2 separate regions of the Homo sapiens genome follow, and region 1 is linked to region 2. A link is a contact called in ENCODE Hi-C or POLR2A ChIA-PET data. All regions are on one chromosome and are shown on one strand. Each heading gives the region's core, a stretch centred on a gene start or an enhancer-like site at or near the end of the contact. The rest is flanking DNA. Distances are from core to core; before and after follow the strand shown.

What was found. Hi-C counts contacts between places; a loop is a spot of excess contacts on that map. ChIA-PET counts read pairs that join two places held with the same protein, here RNA polymerase II (POLR2A). Pooled maps may share reads with other maps.
Region 1: a map of heart left ventricle shows a loop between it and region 2 (2.6-fold over the local background). The contact joins the enhancer-like site here to the promoter of LINC01672 in region 2. A Hi-C loop is called at or near these places in 1 of 168 maps with a recorded cell type or tissue (heart left ventricle), 4 of 37 single-sample maps with no recorded cell type and 10 of 50 pooled maps. POLR2A ChIA-PET finds 5 or more read pairs at or near these places in 1 of 52 experiments (Panc1).

Annotation. Positions count from the first base shown.
Region 1 is chr1:6,961,492-6,964,191 of GRCh38, forward strand. All of the region lies in intron 3 of CAMTA1 (calmodulin binding transcription activator 1), which reads left to right. Among named protein-coding and RNA genes, the nearest start is that of CAMTA1-AS3, 51 kb to the right of the region's middle. RefSeq lists silencers at 989-1,088, 1,319-1,558, 1,799-1,848. Within about 2 kb of position 1,365, at least 2 of the 41 ENCODE cell types and tissues checked have a DNase peak (open chromatin) inside an H3K27ac peak, as active enhancers do.
Region 2 is chr1:6,723,292-6,726,233 of GRCh38, forward strand. LINC01672 (long intergenic non-protein coding RNA 1672) reads left to right here and starts at 1,454. Exons shown (of 2, transcript NR_104620.1): 1 at 1,454-1,559.

The DNA of each region.
Region 1 (2,700 bases), core at 115-2,614, 240 kb after region 2:
TGCTGGCCATTGCTTGGGTCCTGTGTTCACCCTGGGCCCAGTGGCAGCCTGGGCTGAGCCGGGGGCGTGAGAGCCCAGGGCTCTCAGTCATGTTTCCTTGACACATAGTTCTGGAGTTTGGGGCGGGTGGGGAGGGTGAGGCTTCTGAAAGGAATATTCACTGGCAGTGACCTTTCTTAGGTTTTTAACATTTTGAGGGGATTGATTGAATTGATCCAAGCCCATTCATTCTCGGTCTCCAAAGGACATGAATACCGCAGGACCAGCCCAGCTTGAATGTTTGAAAACTGGGTGCAAACGAGGACTAGACTGATTCTTTCTCACCGGGCTTGCCCCCAGCCTCTAAACTAGAAGGGGCGTCTGGCTGGGTGTCCCTGGGAGGACGGCCAGAGTGCGCCTTGCTCAGAGGTTGTTGCAGGGAAGCCCCTTTTCCTGGGGAGGGAGGGAAGGCGCTGTGCATCTCTCCCCGGCGGCCAGTCCAGCGTCTTCCGGTATGGCAGTCCTTTGCCCTGTCGGGTCAAAGCCAAGCCCCCTCAGCCTCCGGGCTGTCCCCAAACGTGTCTCCCTCGCGGTGTCCGTGGCGCGCAAGAGCCTGGAGCCTGCTGCTTTGGGCCTCACGCCTCTGTCTCATGCCTCTGCCGGGGCCCCGATTTATTCAGGACACACGTGTGCTCCGAGTGCCAGATACATGGTGGACCCCGACAAGGCACGCAGGTCTCAGACAACAGGTGACGCTGTGTCCCCGGCCTGTGCAGCGGGGACACCCACCTCATTTTACTCCCCCCAGGTCAGCTGGTCCTTGCTGGGAGGCTGGTCCCTGGGGCGAGGGGCCAGGGGCAGCTGGAGGAGAGCGCCTGCCCCTCCCCACCCCGCCCCGCCCCTCCTCCCTTCCACTCCCCCTCTGGGCCCGCCCTCCGATTTGGCCTCTTCCCCGGGCCCACCCTTTCTATAGCCCCACCCTTTCCGTTTTGGTTCCTCTCTCCCTGCCAGCCCCGCCCCCTCAGAACCTATCCCGTTTCCTTTATGGACCTGCCCTCGTCTGGTCCCATCCACCCATCTTGCCCCGCCCACATCCAGCCTTCCCACCTGGCCCCACCCCTCCTTTTTGGCTCCGTTTCACCCGCCCCGCCCCTCTGGACCCACCCCTCTTTCCTCTGTGGACCTGCCCCTGTCTGGTTCCACCCACCCACGTGGCCCCACCCACTCCCTGCCTTTTATCCTGCCCCTGCCCCATGGCTGGCCCCATCCTCCATCCCTTTTCGTCCTTGCCCACCGAGCTCCTCTGGACCCACCCCTCTTTTTGGGCCCGCACCCATCTGGCTCCTCCCACCCATCTGGCCCCACCCACTCCCCTGCTTTCCATCCCTGCCTTGCCCTGTGACTGGCCCCACCCTCCATCCCTTTTGGTCCCTCCTTGCCTGCCGAGCTCCTCTGGACCCACCCCTCTTTCAGTTGGGGCCCCGCCCTCATTTGGCCCCTTTCACCCGTCTGGCCCTGCCCATTCCCACCTTCCACCCTGGCCCCGCCCTGTGGCAGACCCCATTCTCCATTCCTTGTGGCCCTTCTCCTCTGGACCAACCCCTCTGTCCATTAGGGCCCCGCCTTCATTTGACCCATCCCACCCTCTGGCCTCACCCACTCCACCTTCCATTTTGACCCAGCTCCTTGGCAGGCTCCAGCCTCCATCTCTTTTGGCTCCTCCTCACCCGCCCCGCCCCTTTGGAACTACCCATCTTTCCTTTATGGGCCCCGCCCCATCTGGCTCCTCCCACCCACCTGGCCCCCCCCCCCCCCCCGCTTTCCATCCCGGCCTTGCCCTGTGACTGGCCCCGCCCTCCATCCCTTTTGGCCCCTCCTTGCCCGCGCCGCCCCTCTGGAGCCACCCCTCTTTCCAATCGGGCCCCACCCTGTTTTCCTGGCCTTCAAGCTCCCGCCTGGCGCCCCGCAGCGGCAAGCGTGATTTATAGGCCGTCTGAGCCGTGACCTATAAACCCTGTTCTTCAGGGGGTGCCTTTCTTGGATTAAATGCCTCTAAAGGAGCCTCTGTCTCAGAAGTGTCATGTAGAATGTTTCCGCTGACGGAGAACATGACCTTTAAAACCCCGAGTAAAGGAAGCAGAGCTGCCAGGGGAAGCATCGGGCAAGGCGGCGCCTCAACCCGCCTGCACCTGTCCGCTCTCCGACCCCTCCCCAGACCTGGTGGGGCGGGCTGCTGACCTGGCTGGGGGGGCGCGCTCCCGGGGCCTGGGGGCTGGGCGCGGCTCGGGGAGCTGCGCTTTGCGGACTGGAGGTGGCGACCGTGCGAGCAGAGACGCCCCTCACCATGGGCCAAGAGCCCTGACCCTAACAATGGGAAAGGGCCAGGGCCCTTGTTCCACTTCAGTTTCCTTCCCTTTGTGCCCTGGGGGACACTGGGTCCTGCTAAAGGCTGGGGCGCCTGTCGCAGAAGACCCAGTGTCCTGGGTGCTCTGGGTGAGGCACAGCGTCCTGGGTGCCCAGATAGGGGTGCAGAATCCTGGGTGCCTGGTTAGGGGTACAGAGTCCTGAGTGCCTGGGTAGGATACAGAATCCTGGGTGTCTGGTTTGGTTGCAGTGTCCTGGGTGCTTTGGGTGGGGGCACAGTACCTTGGGTGCCCAGGTAGGGGTGCAGTGTCTTGAGGATCTGGGTAGGTTCAGTGTCCTGGGTGTTCATGTAGGAGT
Region 2 (2,942 bases), core at 204-2,703:
GATCTGCCACCTCAGCCTCCCAAAATGGAATGTGAATTTTTATAGTTGCCACGGCAAAGTCTCCTGTTATATGGGTATAGTGGGTTGAATCGTGGCTCCCAAAAGTGATGTCCAAGTCCTAACCCCCAGAACATGAGAAAGGGACCGTATTTCGAGAATGGGTCTTTGCAGATGTAATGAAGGATCTTGATATCATTCTGGATTGAGGATGGACTCTAGCTCCACTGACAGGTGTCCTTATGAGAAAAAGGTAGAGGCAGATTTGAGACACAGACACAGGGGAGACGGCCATGAGAAGACAGAGGCAGAGATTGGAGTGAAGCAACCACAGGCCAACAAGTCACCGATACCAGAAGAAGCAAGGAAGGAGTCTGTCCTACAGTCTTCAAAGGGAGCGTGGATCTACTGACACCCAGATTTTGGACTTCTGACCTCCAGAGCGGTAAGAAAATAAATTTCTATTGTTTTAGGCTACCAAGTTTATTACAGCAGGCTCAGGAAACTAATACTCTAGGTGACGTCTGCTCCTCCACCCCATGCCTCTGCATGCTTGGGTTACAACAGAGAGTGCTTTCCCCTTGGTTGAACAACACTTTTTTTCTTGAGAAAAGAAAACATAAGGGTAAAGCAGTTTTTGGAAGGGTTACTCAGCCAGCTAGATCGTCAGAATCAACTCTGGTAGGAGTGGGCCACAAACATCCATCCTAGGGCATCCGGAGAGAGTCATTCTCCCTAACAATAGCTCTGGGCATGGCTCTGTATTCGTCTGTTCTTGCATTGCTATAAAGAACTACCTGAGACTGGGTCATTTATAAAGAAAAGAGGTTAAATTGGCTCACGGTTCCACAGGCTGTACAGGAAGCATGGTTGGGAGGCCTCAGGAAACTTACAATCATGGCGGAAGGTGGAGGGCAAGCAGACACGTCCCACGTGACTGGAGCAGGAGGAAAAGAGAGCGAAGGGGGAGGTGCTGCACACTTTCAAACAACCAGATCTCACGAGAACTCACTCACTATCACGAGAACAGCAAGGGGGAAGTTTGCCCCCATGATCCAATCACCTCCCGCCAGGCCCATCTTCCAACATTGGGGATTATAATTTGACATGAGATTCGGGCAGGGCCACAAATCCAAACCGTATCAGGCTCCACATTTTGTTTCTTTGTTTTTTTTTTTCCCTGTCCTTCCCTCTACCTGAAGCTCATTTGAAAGCAAGTTTCCATTGCTGCTATTCCTTCCTTACTTTGGTCAGAATCCTCTTTTTGTGGTATCATAAATGGTTTCCATGGAAACAAAAGGTTAGGATAGAACAGTGCCAATGTGCATGTAAACTTCAGAATTAAACAAGGGCTGTTGTTTTTGCCTGTCATGGAGTTCCGTTCATTCTGAACATGTCACCGGGGACTTTGGAATGTGTATCCATAACTCCCTGATTTTCAACCACATTCCAGCCTGCCTGACTCATGAAGCGTGGAGCGACCCAGGAACATCCCAGCTCCTCATGTCCCACATTCTTCAGGCTTTCTCTTAGTTTTGGCATGTGCATGTAAATGTCAACAGGTGAGGTGAGATTTGCTGTAAAGAAGCAGATGGTCCCACAGGGTAGGCTGTGGGAGAGATGGAAGTTCTAGCAGGAGATATCACAGCCAAAGACTAGCAATCTAGGCTTATCATTTGTTTAGTGCGTCAGAACCAGTGAGTCGAGGAGGAAAGGAGACCCAAGGCTATGTGGTTGCCCTCACGACTGGGAGTTTACATTTGCTTCCTGCCAGAACCAAGGACATAGCGACCGATGTGCACAGACTTCTCCAAGGTTGTTTAGTCATTGGCAAAAACAGGCCTTCACCCATCCTTGAACTGGGTCCAAGTAACTGAGATGTGCCTGTAGTGGAGGAGCGCAGGTGGAGGTTCTGAGTCCCTGAAGCTCTGCATCTTTACTTTACAAGAGATGCTGCCTGGGAGTTCTTACTTCAGAGTAAGAGGGGTGGCCATGTTATCACCCAGACTAGAACACTTTCCAGAGTGAGAAGAGCCGCTATTAATTATAGGGCAATGGCTAGAATCTGGTCTGTCCCTGGAGAAGAGGGACATCTGACAACCCTATCTTTATTTTATTTTTTTAGATGGAGTCTCGCTCTGTCACGCAGGCTGGAGCACAGTGGTGTGATCTTGGCTCACTGCAACCTCTGTCTCCTGGGTTGAACTGATTCTCCCGCCTCAGCCTCTCAAGTAGCTGGGACTACAGGCGCCCGCCACCAGGCCTGGCTAATATTTGTATTTTTGTAGAGATGGGGGTTTCACCATGTTAGCCAGGCTGGTCTCGAACTCCTGACCTCAGGTGATCTACCCGCCTCGGCCCCTCAAAGTGCTGGGATTACAGGCGTGAGCCATCACGCCCAGCTGGCTATAACCCTATCTTTAGGCCAACTTGTACCCGGCTCCACTATGGAACTCAGTGTCGAAGTGCCCGGGCTTCCTGCCCTGGTTCTGGAGATGGGTGGTGGCAATGGCTGCACAACAGTGTGAAGGTAGTAATGGCCACAGAACTGTGCCCTTCACAGTGGCTAAAAGAGCACATTTTATGTTATGTCTGTTGCACCCCAATGAAAACAAATAGCAAACGTTCTGATATTCCCTCCAAACCAGCTGCTTCTGCTGACTCCTCGTCTCAATTAATCGCGGCTCTGTCTTCCGTTTGCTGAAGCCGAAGACCTCCCCGCTCTCTCAGAGCCCATGTCTGGCACATCAGCGAATCTCGTTGGCACTGCCGTCAAACACATCCATCTAGGATCTCCCCGCACTTCACGCCACCCACCGCGCTAGTCTGTGGATCCCTGTTTCTCTCTTGGATGTAGTAATAGTCACATAGCTGGACTTCTGCCCTGGCACTTCTTCAGCCCCTTGTTAGAGGAATCCTGCTAAATGTTGGATGATTTACCCCCC